Regions from separate parts of the Homo sapiens genome. Here region 1 is linked to region 2. Evidence: chromatin loops called from intact Hi-C (ENCODE). Cell type or tissue: heart right ventricle. All regions are shown on one strand.

Evidence for each region. Hi-C counts contacts between places; a loop is a spot of excess contacts. Peaks named below come from ENCODE experiments on the same cell type or tissue, not always from the same donor. Only the 100,000 strongest peaks of a DNase experiment are listed, where the experiment ranks them.
Region 1: a loop joins it to region 2, with 2.1 times the contacts of the local background. A loop is called at or near these places in 14 of 110 quality-filtered maps.

The regions. Positions count from the first base shown.
Region 1 is chr16:67,797,464-67,802,463 of GRCh38, reverse strand. The region is part of intron 2 of RANBP10 (RAN binding protein 10); the gene reads left to right. Among named protein-coding and RNA genes, the nearest start is that of RANBP10, 6.6 kb to the left of the region's middle. RefSeq lists an enhancer at 236-315. In heart right ventricle, no CTCF peak of the experiment used is centred here; a DNase peak (open chromatin) is centred at 2,043; H3K27ac peaks cover 850 bases.
Region 2 is chr16:67,733,026-67,738,025 of GRCh38, reverse strand. RANBP10 (RAN binding protein 10) reads left to right here. Exons shown (of 14, transcript NM_020850.3): 5 at 1-13; 6 at 2,984-3,168. Among named protein-coding and RNA genes, the nearest start is that of GFOD2, 16 kb to the right of the region's middle. In heart right ventricle, no CTCF peak of the experiment used is centred here; no DNase peak of the experiment used is centred here.

The sequences.
Region 1 (5,000 bases), 64 kb before region 2:
GTTTCGCCATGTTGGCCAGGCTGGTTTCGAACTCCTGACCTCAGGTGATTCACCTGCGTCAGTCTCCCAAAGTGCTAAGATTACAGGCATGAGCCATGGTGCCCAGCAAGGAAACATCAGTTTTAGAAAGGTCTCAGGTCATGTATACCTGTGGTATCCTGCTTCAGTTGACCACTGTCAGATGGCAAGAGTATGAATAGCTCCTCATGGTCTCTTTATGGAATCCCTGAAAGCCTTCCCATGGCTGGGATGCAGCCACATGTTAGTATGGGCCAGGTGGGTTTTGAGGAGGCCAAAGGCAGTTACACAGGGCAGGCAGACATCAACTGGCTCATTTCCCTTTTTTTGTAGATTTTTTTTTTTTTTTTTGAGGCAGGGTCTCGCTCTGTTGCTCAGGCTGGAGTGCAATGGCATGATCACAGCTCACCGCCACCTCAACTTCCTGGGCTCAGTCAATCCTCCCACCTCAGCTTCCTGAGTAGCTGGGACTATAGGTGTGTGCCATCATGCTTGGCTCATTTTCTTATTTTTTGTAGAGATGGGGTCTCACAATGTTTCCTAGGCTGGTCTTGAATTCCTGGGCTCAAGTATTTCTTCCACCTCAGCCTTCCAAAGTGCTGGGATTATAGTCATGAGCCACCATGCCCAGCTGATTTTTTTTTTAACTATTTTATAGAGATGGGATCTTGCTGTGTTGTCTAGGCTGGTCTCCAACTCCTAGCCTCAAGTGATCCTCCTGCCTCAAAGTGATCCAAAGTGCTGGGATTGCAGGCAGGAGCCACCATTGTCAGCCTCCCATGGATTTTGGAGGTGTGTTTTTTATCCTGGTTTAGTCCATGACCCAAGCATTAACTGGTTGTCTAGCTTTCCTGTGTTACCTAGTTTGATCCTCACAGCATCTCTGGCAAGTGGCTAGAGCAGGTGATCATCTACCTTCCCATTTTGTGAGTGAGCCCTGAGTCCCTGGGATGTTTGGTGGCCTACCCTGGCTGCAGGGCTTAGGGTGTGCAGTGGAGTAGCCTGACTTATCAGATGTCCTCGCCTGATCCTAGACACACATGTCCATGCTGCTGCTGCCTTTCCCCATTGTAGCTGTTGCATTTCTTCCCTGGGTAGAGTGAAGGAATGTTCTGTTGGATTCCTACCAGATTGCAATGTTAGGGGACAGAGCTGAAAGGTGCATGGTGCTGTGTAGGGCCAGAGAATTGTGGCATGCTCTGGGCCGGGCTTGATCAACTTACTGTTCCATTTAATCTGTAAACTTGCTTTTCTGTAGATTTGAGTACACCTCCTTTGTAAAAGGTATTTATAAACCCAGTTGTTAGTGTCATTGTTCTCCAGAACGTCCTTTGTTTTGACAATATCTTTTGGAGAAGAACACACTAAGCTAGTCTAATAAGGAAAGTTTCATGTCAAGATTTCACAGAATATTTATATATACCTACTATGTTCCAGGCCCTATACTAGGTATAGGGAGAACAGATGTAAAGCCAGCACAGATCAGCTTTGTCCTCAGGAAGCCTGTGGCCCATTCAGTAGAGAGTGGACTGAAAGTCTTTCTGCAAGAGGAGGCAGAGCCTGGGAACAGTTGGGAGGAATGAGTAGGAGTTCCCCAGTAGGCGAGACCTGTTAGACCTATGAGTCTGATGGGTAACTAGCTTGACTTCTGGGTGCTAGGCTTTCTGGGCACTCCTCAAGTATAAGAGAGCTCTGTGGAGTAGGAGGGGCTGTGTTTGAGCTAAGAGCTTGGCACAGACTGATGGGCTTCAACTGCATTTTGCCGAGTCACCAGAGCTGTGAACTCGGGGAGCGGGTCTGGTGGGGTGAGGAGACATCAGAGCACTGCCAGTGGTGCCAGGAGATAAGGGGCATCCAGGTCTGTCTTTCTAGGAAGCGAAGGAGGGCCTGAAGCTGAGGGTCCCTGGGGAGGAGCAATGTCTGCAGGCAGAGTTCATGGACCTGTGGGTGTCCCTGGCTCTTAGTGATGACACATGGAGGGTGTGGCTGGCTAGGCTGACAGATGCTCCAGTGTGACCCTCAAAATAGACTGTAACATCATCCCAGCGGCGGAGGCCTCCTGACATGTGATGGTTGCTTTACCCAAGAGTAGTAGGCCTGGGCTAGAGCACTGGAAGGCATGGAGAGGGGTGGGGGCATTTTCCTCTGTAGCCAGTGTCTGGGCCCAGGCCCAGAGCAGGGGTCTCTGACCACAGCCAGCCTTCCCTTGCTCCTGCAGCTGACTTCCTTTGGCCAGGCAGCAGTGCACTCATTCATTCATTCCAGACACCAGGGCGCAGTACCCATTGTTTTTTTTTTTTGGTTGTTGTTGTTGTTGTTGTTTTTGAAACAGAGTCTCGCTCTGTTGCCAGGCTGGAGTGCAGTGGCACAATCTTGGCTCACTGCAAACCTCCGCCTCCTGGGTTCAAGTGATTCCCCTGCCTCACCCTCCCGAGTAGCTGGGACTACAGGCGTGCACCACCATGCCCAGCTAGTTTTTGTATTTTTAGTAGAGACGGTGTTTCACCATGTTGGCCAGGATGTTCTAGATCTCTTGACCTCATGATCTGCCCTCCTCAGCCTCCCAAAGTGCTAGGATTACAGGTGTGAGCCATCACATCCATTGTTTTGTCCCAGCCTGGGCCCCAGGAGCACAGGCATGAGGCCCCACCGGTGGTGTCGAAGGGTCAGGCCACCGTATGTGTCATATCCAGGGGTGGCCTGGAGGATGGACTGTACCTCAGAGTTTGAGGAAAACATCATAGAATCATATAAGAGGTGATGTGGGCTCTGGAAAGAGGAGTTAGAGTGTTCTAGGTGAACAAAGTGAGAAGCAGATGCTTCAGGCAGAAGAAACAGTGCATAAAAAGACATGGAGCTGGCCGGGCGCAGTGGCTCACACCTGTATTCCCGGCACTTTGGGAGGCCAAGGCGGGCGGATCACGAGGTAAGGAGATCGAGACCATCGTGGCTAACATGGTGAAACCCCGTCTCTACTAAAAATACAAAAAATTAGCCAGGCATGGTGGCGGGCGCCTGTAGTCCCAGCTACTCGGGAGGCTGAGGCAGGAGAATGGCGTGAACCCGGGAGGCCGAGCTTGCAGTGAGCCGAGATCGCGCCACTGCACTCCAGCCTGGGCAACAGAGCGAGACTCTGTCTCAAAAAAAAAAAAAAAAAAAAGAGATGTGGAGCGCAGAACATGAGGTCGGTAGGGCCAGACTGAAAATACCTTGTGTGTGGCCTGGCTCATGCCTGTAATCCCAGTACTTTAGGAGACTGAGGCGGGCAGGTCACTTGAGTTCAGGAGTTCGAGAACAGCCTGGCCAACATGGCGAAACCCCATCTCTCCTAAAAATACAAAAATTAGCCAGGCGCTAATAATAGTGGTGGTGCATGCCTGTAATCCCAGCTACTTGGGAGGCTGAGGCAGGAGAATCACTCGAACCTGGGAGGTGAAGGTTGCAGTGAGCCGAGATCACGCCACTGCTCTCCAGCCTGGGTGACAGAGTGAGACTCTGTCTTAAAAAAATAAAAAAGAAAATACCTTGTATGCTGTGGCCAGGGAGCGTGGGCTGTATCTTGAGGGCAGTAGCAGTGTGGGGGGCTGTGGATCTACCCATGCTTTTGAGAGTGAAGAAAAGAAGAGACTCTGCCAGTCTGGTTCAGCCAGGCTTCTCTGGCCAAGAGCCCTTGTCCAGGGTGGGCCAGTGACTTTAGGTCTTTGGCTCTAGCATGGTTTTCTCATAGCGGTTGTCTTTTTTTCTCTTGGCTGTTCCTTTGGTATGAAGAGATGAAGGGATGGGGTGTGAAAGACTGGTAGCCAGGAGGCTTCTCAGAGGTGAGAGGACTCTGCTTGTGCTGGAGTTCTGGTATTTTGGTTTTGCCAGCTCCCATCTGAAAGACAGTAATGCCCCATGTTTTATACCCAAGCATCTCCTCTGGTGAGCCAGAATCAGCCAAAGTGATTTTCCATGGAGACCTAGAGAGCCACTGTTAATTAAGATATCTTGATTAAGATCTCACCTGCCACATTCCTGGTGTGGAGGACCATCTAAGCTTAGGCCCTTCCAGCTGAGAGACAGCTGTGGCTGGCTTCTCACCCTGGATCCCCTCACCAAGTTCCAGTCTACATGCATTGTACAGTGCTGTTGAGAACTTTGGTGCTCATATGTCATCTGGGGAAGGCGTTGTCCTGCCCGCCCTGATAAGAAGGTGCTGTCCTTGCCCAAGGTAGGTACAGGCCGTGGTTGTGCCCCATTTTCCCTTACTGCCCCCCGGAGTTGATGGTCTTACAGGCAGATGCTGAGCTTTGGGCTGCACTTCTACTCAGGTAACACATTGTGCTATTTGTGGAGACATGGAATGTTTGGGTTCTGGAACACAGGGTAGGATGTTTGGGTTCTGGAACACGGGGTAAGAGAACTGGAGTCTAGATGGTGGCCACTGTTCTTTGCTTTTTTTTTTTTTTTTTTTTTTGAGAGAGGGTCTCTCTCTGTCACTCAGGCTGGAGTGCAGTGGCACAATCATGGCTCACTGCAGCCTCGACCTCCTGAGTTCAAGCAATCTTCCTACCTGAGACTCTTGAGTAGCTGGGACTACAGGTGCATGCCATCATGCCTGGCTAATTTTTATTTTATTTATTTAATTTATTTTTTGAGACAGAGTGTTGCTCTGTCACCCAGGTTGGAGTCCAGTGGAGTGATCTCGGCTCACTGCAACCTCCGCCTCCCAGGGTTCAAGTGATTCTCATGCCTCAGCCTCCTGAGTAGCTGGGATTACAGGCGTGTGCCATGACACCTGGCTAATTTTGGTATTTTTAGTAGAGACGAGGTTTTGCCATGTTGGCCAGGCTGGTTTTGAACTCCTGACCTCAAATGATCTGCCCACCTCAGCCTCCCAAAGTGCTGGGACTACGGGTGTGAGCCACCATCCCCAGCCCTGGCTAATTTTTAAATTTTTTGTAGAGACAGGGTCTTGCTATATTTCCTAGGCTGGTCTGGAA
Region 2 (5,000 bases):
CACAGACCTCCCGGTGAGTACTACTATTGAGTCTTCCCCTCCTGGGTTTCTGGGGGCTGACTGGGATGGGGCACGGTGGTACCTGCAAGTGCAGGGTGTGGAGTCTGGTTCTTTCCCCAACCAGGGATGTGTGCCATGCTGTCAGCTTGAGGGTACCAGGAGGGGCACTTGCTGGCCTTCCTCTCTCTCCAGCAGTAAGGTCTGGTCTTCCTACGACTCTTAGCAGGTGACAGTAATTTGTGGCACTTCCAAAGGCAGCTGTGGGGCTGGGGCGGGTAGGGTGGTGGAATGAAGATAGCTCCATGGCTCAACTGGTCTAAACCAGCTGTGTGTCAGCTGGGGTGCAGAGTGTAGGGAATTGTTCCTGAACTGTGAGGGAACCTAGTCCTTGTACATACCCATCAGAGATCCCTGAGGAAAGTTAGTGCCCTAGGGGAACTCATCTGCTACTATCTAGGGCACCCCCAAGCCAGAGAGGTGAGCTTTGTGGGGTCTTCTCTTCTTAGAAAAGGATGGAGTTTTCTGGCCGGGTGCGGTGGCTCACACCTGTAATCCCAGCACTTTGGGAGGCCGAGGTGGGCAAATCACGAGGTCAGGAGATCAAGATCGTCCTGGCTAACAGGGTGAAACCCTGTCTCTACTAAAAATACAAAAAAAGTTAGCCGGGCCTGGTTGCAGGCGCCTGTAGTCCCAGCTCCTCGGGAGGCTGAGGCAGGAGAATGGCCTGAACCCGGGAGGCAGAGTTTGCAGTGAGCTGAGATCGCACCACTGCACTTCAGCCTGGGCGACAGAGCGAGCCTCCGTCTCAAAAAAAAAAAAAAAAAAAAAAAAAAGAAAAGGATGGAGTTTTCTGCTTGCTTAGTTCAAAAAAAAAAAAAAACAGAAAAGGATGGAGTTTTCTGCTTGCTTAGTTCAGGGCATATCCTCACCTCCAGCCATCCCGCACCTGTACTCCAGTCTCTATTATGAGTCATCACAGGCCTAATCACATGCAGGGCCTCCACCCAGGATGCTGGGAGCCTGGCCTGGCTCTGTGTGTTCTGGTTAGGTTCTGGAAGGAAGGAAGGTTTGCTGACTCTGGTGGCTGCTTTGGGATCCCAAACACCCCAGTGATGCCCCAGGAAATGCCTTTGTGATCTTATGGGCCTCTGAAGCCCAGACCATAGCACCCAGGGTCCTGTTAAAACCTCCAGTCCATGGCTCAGAATCCTTCCCTCTTACCTGGAAGCCCCAGAGAGGGGCTGTGGTCCTAGGCAAAGAGAACAGAATCAGGTGGAGAATGCTGACCCTGGCTAGGGAAGGGTCTAGTTATGGGGACGTGACATGAAATGACCAGGCATGAGCATGGCCAGTATGCAGCCACATGCAAGAAGGTATGGGGGAAAGACATGGTAGGCAGTGACGGTCAGGAAGGCTTGCTGGAGGAGGCGGGCCTTGCCTGTGGTGGAGGATGGTAGGGGAAAGAAAGGAAGCGAGAGGTCCTCTGTGTGCAGAGCCCATGGTGGGCTGAAGCCAGCATACAGGAAAAGGTCCCATACCTTGTGCAGGTACAAAAATGCATGGTTGGCCAGGCGCGCTGGCTCACGCTTGTGATCCTAGCACTTTGGGAGGCTGAGGTGGGCAGATCACCTGAGGTTGGGAGTTCAAGACCAGCCTGACCAACATGGAGAAACCCCATCTCTGCTAAAAATACAAAATTAGCCGGGCGTGGTGGCGCATGCCTGTAATCCCAGCTACTCAGGAGGCTGAGGCAAGAGAATTGCTTGAACCCAGGAGGTAGAAGTTGCGGTGAGCTGAAATCGCGCCATTGCACTCCAGCCTGGGCAACAAGAGCGAAACTCCGTCTCAAAAAAAAAAAAGTGCATGATACTCAGGAAGGAACATGGCCTGAGCACGGAGGTGAAGGGTGGACTGAGGGCCCTGGGAAGACCATCTGCAGTGACAGTGGGGAGGAGGCTAGCGAGGCTCTGGACAGTTGCAGTGGGGAGCCACAGGAACCACCAAGTGAGGGAGGGACCGAACAAAAGCCAGTCATGGTAGAGGCTAGGTGGAAAGCAGGGAGCCTCACACCCTACTGGCCAGAAGATCCTCTTAGCGAGCCTCTAACAGGAAGGGTAGCTTCTCTTCACCCTTTGCCAGCACCAGGGGTCTAGACCACCGGTTCCCTTTTGCCATGTTCCCCTCCTCCCTCCTTTCCTGCGTCATCCCATCTCTGCCTACCCCCCATGTATCTATCTTTTGGTTTGTTTTTTTTTTTTCTTTCTGAGACAGGGACTCACTCTTGTCACCAAGGCTGGGTTGCAGTGGCAGAATCACAGCTTACTGCAGCCTCAATTTCCTGGACTCAAGCCATCTTCCCACCTCAGCCTCCCGAGTAGCTGGGACCACAGGTGCATACCACCACACCTGGCTAATTTTTATCTTTTTATTTTTTGTAGAGACAGGGTCTCACTTTGTTGCCCAGACTGGTCTTGAAAACCTGGGCTCAAGCGATCCTCCTAAATTGGCCTCCCAAAGTGCTGGGATTACAGGCATGAGCCACTGTGCCCAGCCTCATGTGTCTTATTTTTTTTGAGACAGAGAGATCCTTGGCCCTGGATCTTTCCAAGAGGAGCCATGACCCACTATTGCAGCAGACCTTCATGGGCACGTCTGAAGGGTCGTGGAGCCCAGCCCATTTCTGTATGCTTTGGCTGAGTTCCAGAAAGGGCTCTTGGGCCTTGAGGACACAATGGCCTCTGATACAGGGCAGGACACTCTCCATGATGTGCCTTGCTTGCTTTTCTTTTGCTTTCTCCCCTCAAGCTTTGGGGCATAATGTCTCTGCTAGGGAGGTGGACAGAGGTGGCTCCGCCCTGCCTCCTCCAGCCTTGCTGCAACTCTCCCAGCCCAAGCATGGGCCAGCAGCAGCCATGGAGGTGAGGTGAGGCCTTAGAACCCCACTGCCCTCAGGGCCTGACTGACATTTCATTCTCCTCCTCAGGCCAACCTCTACCCCACCGTAGGCCTGCAGACACCTGGGGAGATTGTGGACGCCAACTTTGGGCAGCAGCCCTTCCTGTTTGACATTGAGGACTACATGCGGGAGTGGCGTGCCAAGGTCCAGGGCACGGTCCACTGCTTCCCCATCAGTGCCCGGCTTGGCGAGTGGCAGGCAGTGCTGCAGAAGTGAGTGCCCTGCTCCTGCCCTTACCCACTCCCACCCCACCCCAGCCCACTTCACTCTAGGCCCCTGTAGGGCTACAAGCTGTTCTTACAAATTCCAGCGGGTGGATCCTTTCTGGGAAGCATTCCCAGGGCCATTCAGCCTGCAGCTCTCCTGCTTCTCTGTCGTCGGATGGACAGCTCCCACCGAGTTCTCCGGGCTGCTCCTAATTAAACCTTTGCCTCTCAGCCATATTGGAGGCTCCTGTATATAAGATCACCAGCAGGGCTGTTTTCCTTCCCCAGGTCATTTTGCAGAGGATTTTGCAGAGGATGCCCTGTGGTCTCTTCCTCTGTGGACCCTTTTTCTACCATAGGGAGTATCCATGGTGCTGTGACTCTGGCCTGAGGCCACCTCACAGGGCCCAGCATCCAACTGAGTCTCATTCGTCTATAGCGGTGGTGGAGGGAAGGGAGTTCTCCCTAGGACCAGCTGAGCTAGCTCCTTGGCTGATTAATTCCCAGACTGTCCTGGAAGCCAGTGTCGCTGAACTCCCAAGGGAGGCCAGCTTTGGGTTTCTCTTCCACTTGCCATCTGCAAGCCTGAGTGAGGCAGTGACCAGTATCCACTCTGCCAGGAGGTGGGTGTTAGCTTGGCTCTCAAGGATGGGCAGATGGGCATGGGGAAGGGCTGGGCTTCCACTGCCTGTGGTCATTGCCCTGCAAAGGCACCAGGGTGCTAGGATTCCTGGGGTGGGGTTGGGGTACACACTGAGTTCTTTGTGCAGCCTTTGTCCCTTGAGGCAGGCCCCAAGGATGGGCTGAGGCAGGGGCTAGGTGGCCAGACCTTCCCCAGGAAAAACAGCATTGCTGCCTCTTGTTCACAGCCCCCCAGAGCAGATGACAAGGACTTCCTTGGATGGCCAGGACAGCGCCACTCCCAGAGCAGGCTTGGTGGGATTGCCAAGAAGAGGGGTGAAGATGCCAAGTCTGTGTAGGGGAGGAACTGATACTCTCAGTTTTCAGGGCCTAGGCTCAGCACATGGATGTGTTTTTGTTTTGGGGTTTTTAAAAAAATACTGAGATGGGGTCGCACTTTGTTGCCCAGGTTGGACTCCTGGGCTCAAGTGATCCTCCCACCTCAGCCTCCTGAGTAGCTGGCATCACAGGCATGTGCTACCATGTCCAGCATAGCACATAGGTGTTTTTGTTTACATGTGTGTATCCATGTGCTTGTATGTGTTCATATGTAGCATTTGCCAAGACCTGCATATAATTTGTGTACTGTGGTTTTACATAACTTCATTTAATGAATATTGATAATGGCTATGTTATCACAGAGACAAATTTGTCACAAGCCTTTTGGCTGGCTTCCTCTAGTGGAAGGTCAGGTAATTCCTTCTCTTTTACTTGTGTAGGTAACCCTCTTGTAGATAAAGACTTTTTCATATTTACCCTTGTGTTTATAATAATAATATGGTGTAATAATAATAATTATACTTACTTTACTTTTTTCTGAGTCAGGAGTTTACTCTATTGCCCAGGCGGAGTGCAGTGACACAGTCATGGCTCACTGCAGCATGGACCTCCTGAGCTCAAGCAATTCTTCTACCTCAGTCTCCTGAGTAGCTGGGACTGTAGGCATGCACCACCACACCTGGCTAATTTTTTGTATTTTTTGTGGGGACAGGGTTTCGCCATGTTGCCCAGGTTGGTCTCAAACTTCTGGGCTCAAGTGATTTTCCTGCCTCGGCCTCCCAAAGTGTTGAGATTACAGGCATGAGCCACCACACGCAGCCAATAATTTTTTTTTTTTTTTTTTTTTTTTGAGATGGAGTCTCGCTTTGTCGCCCAGG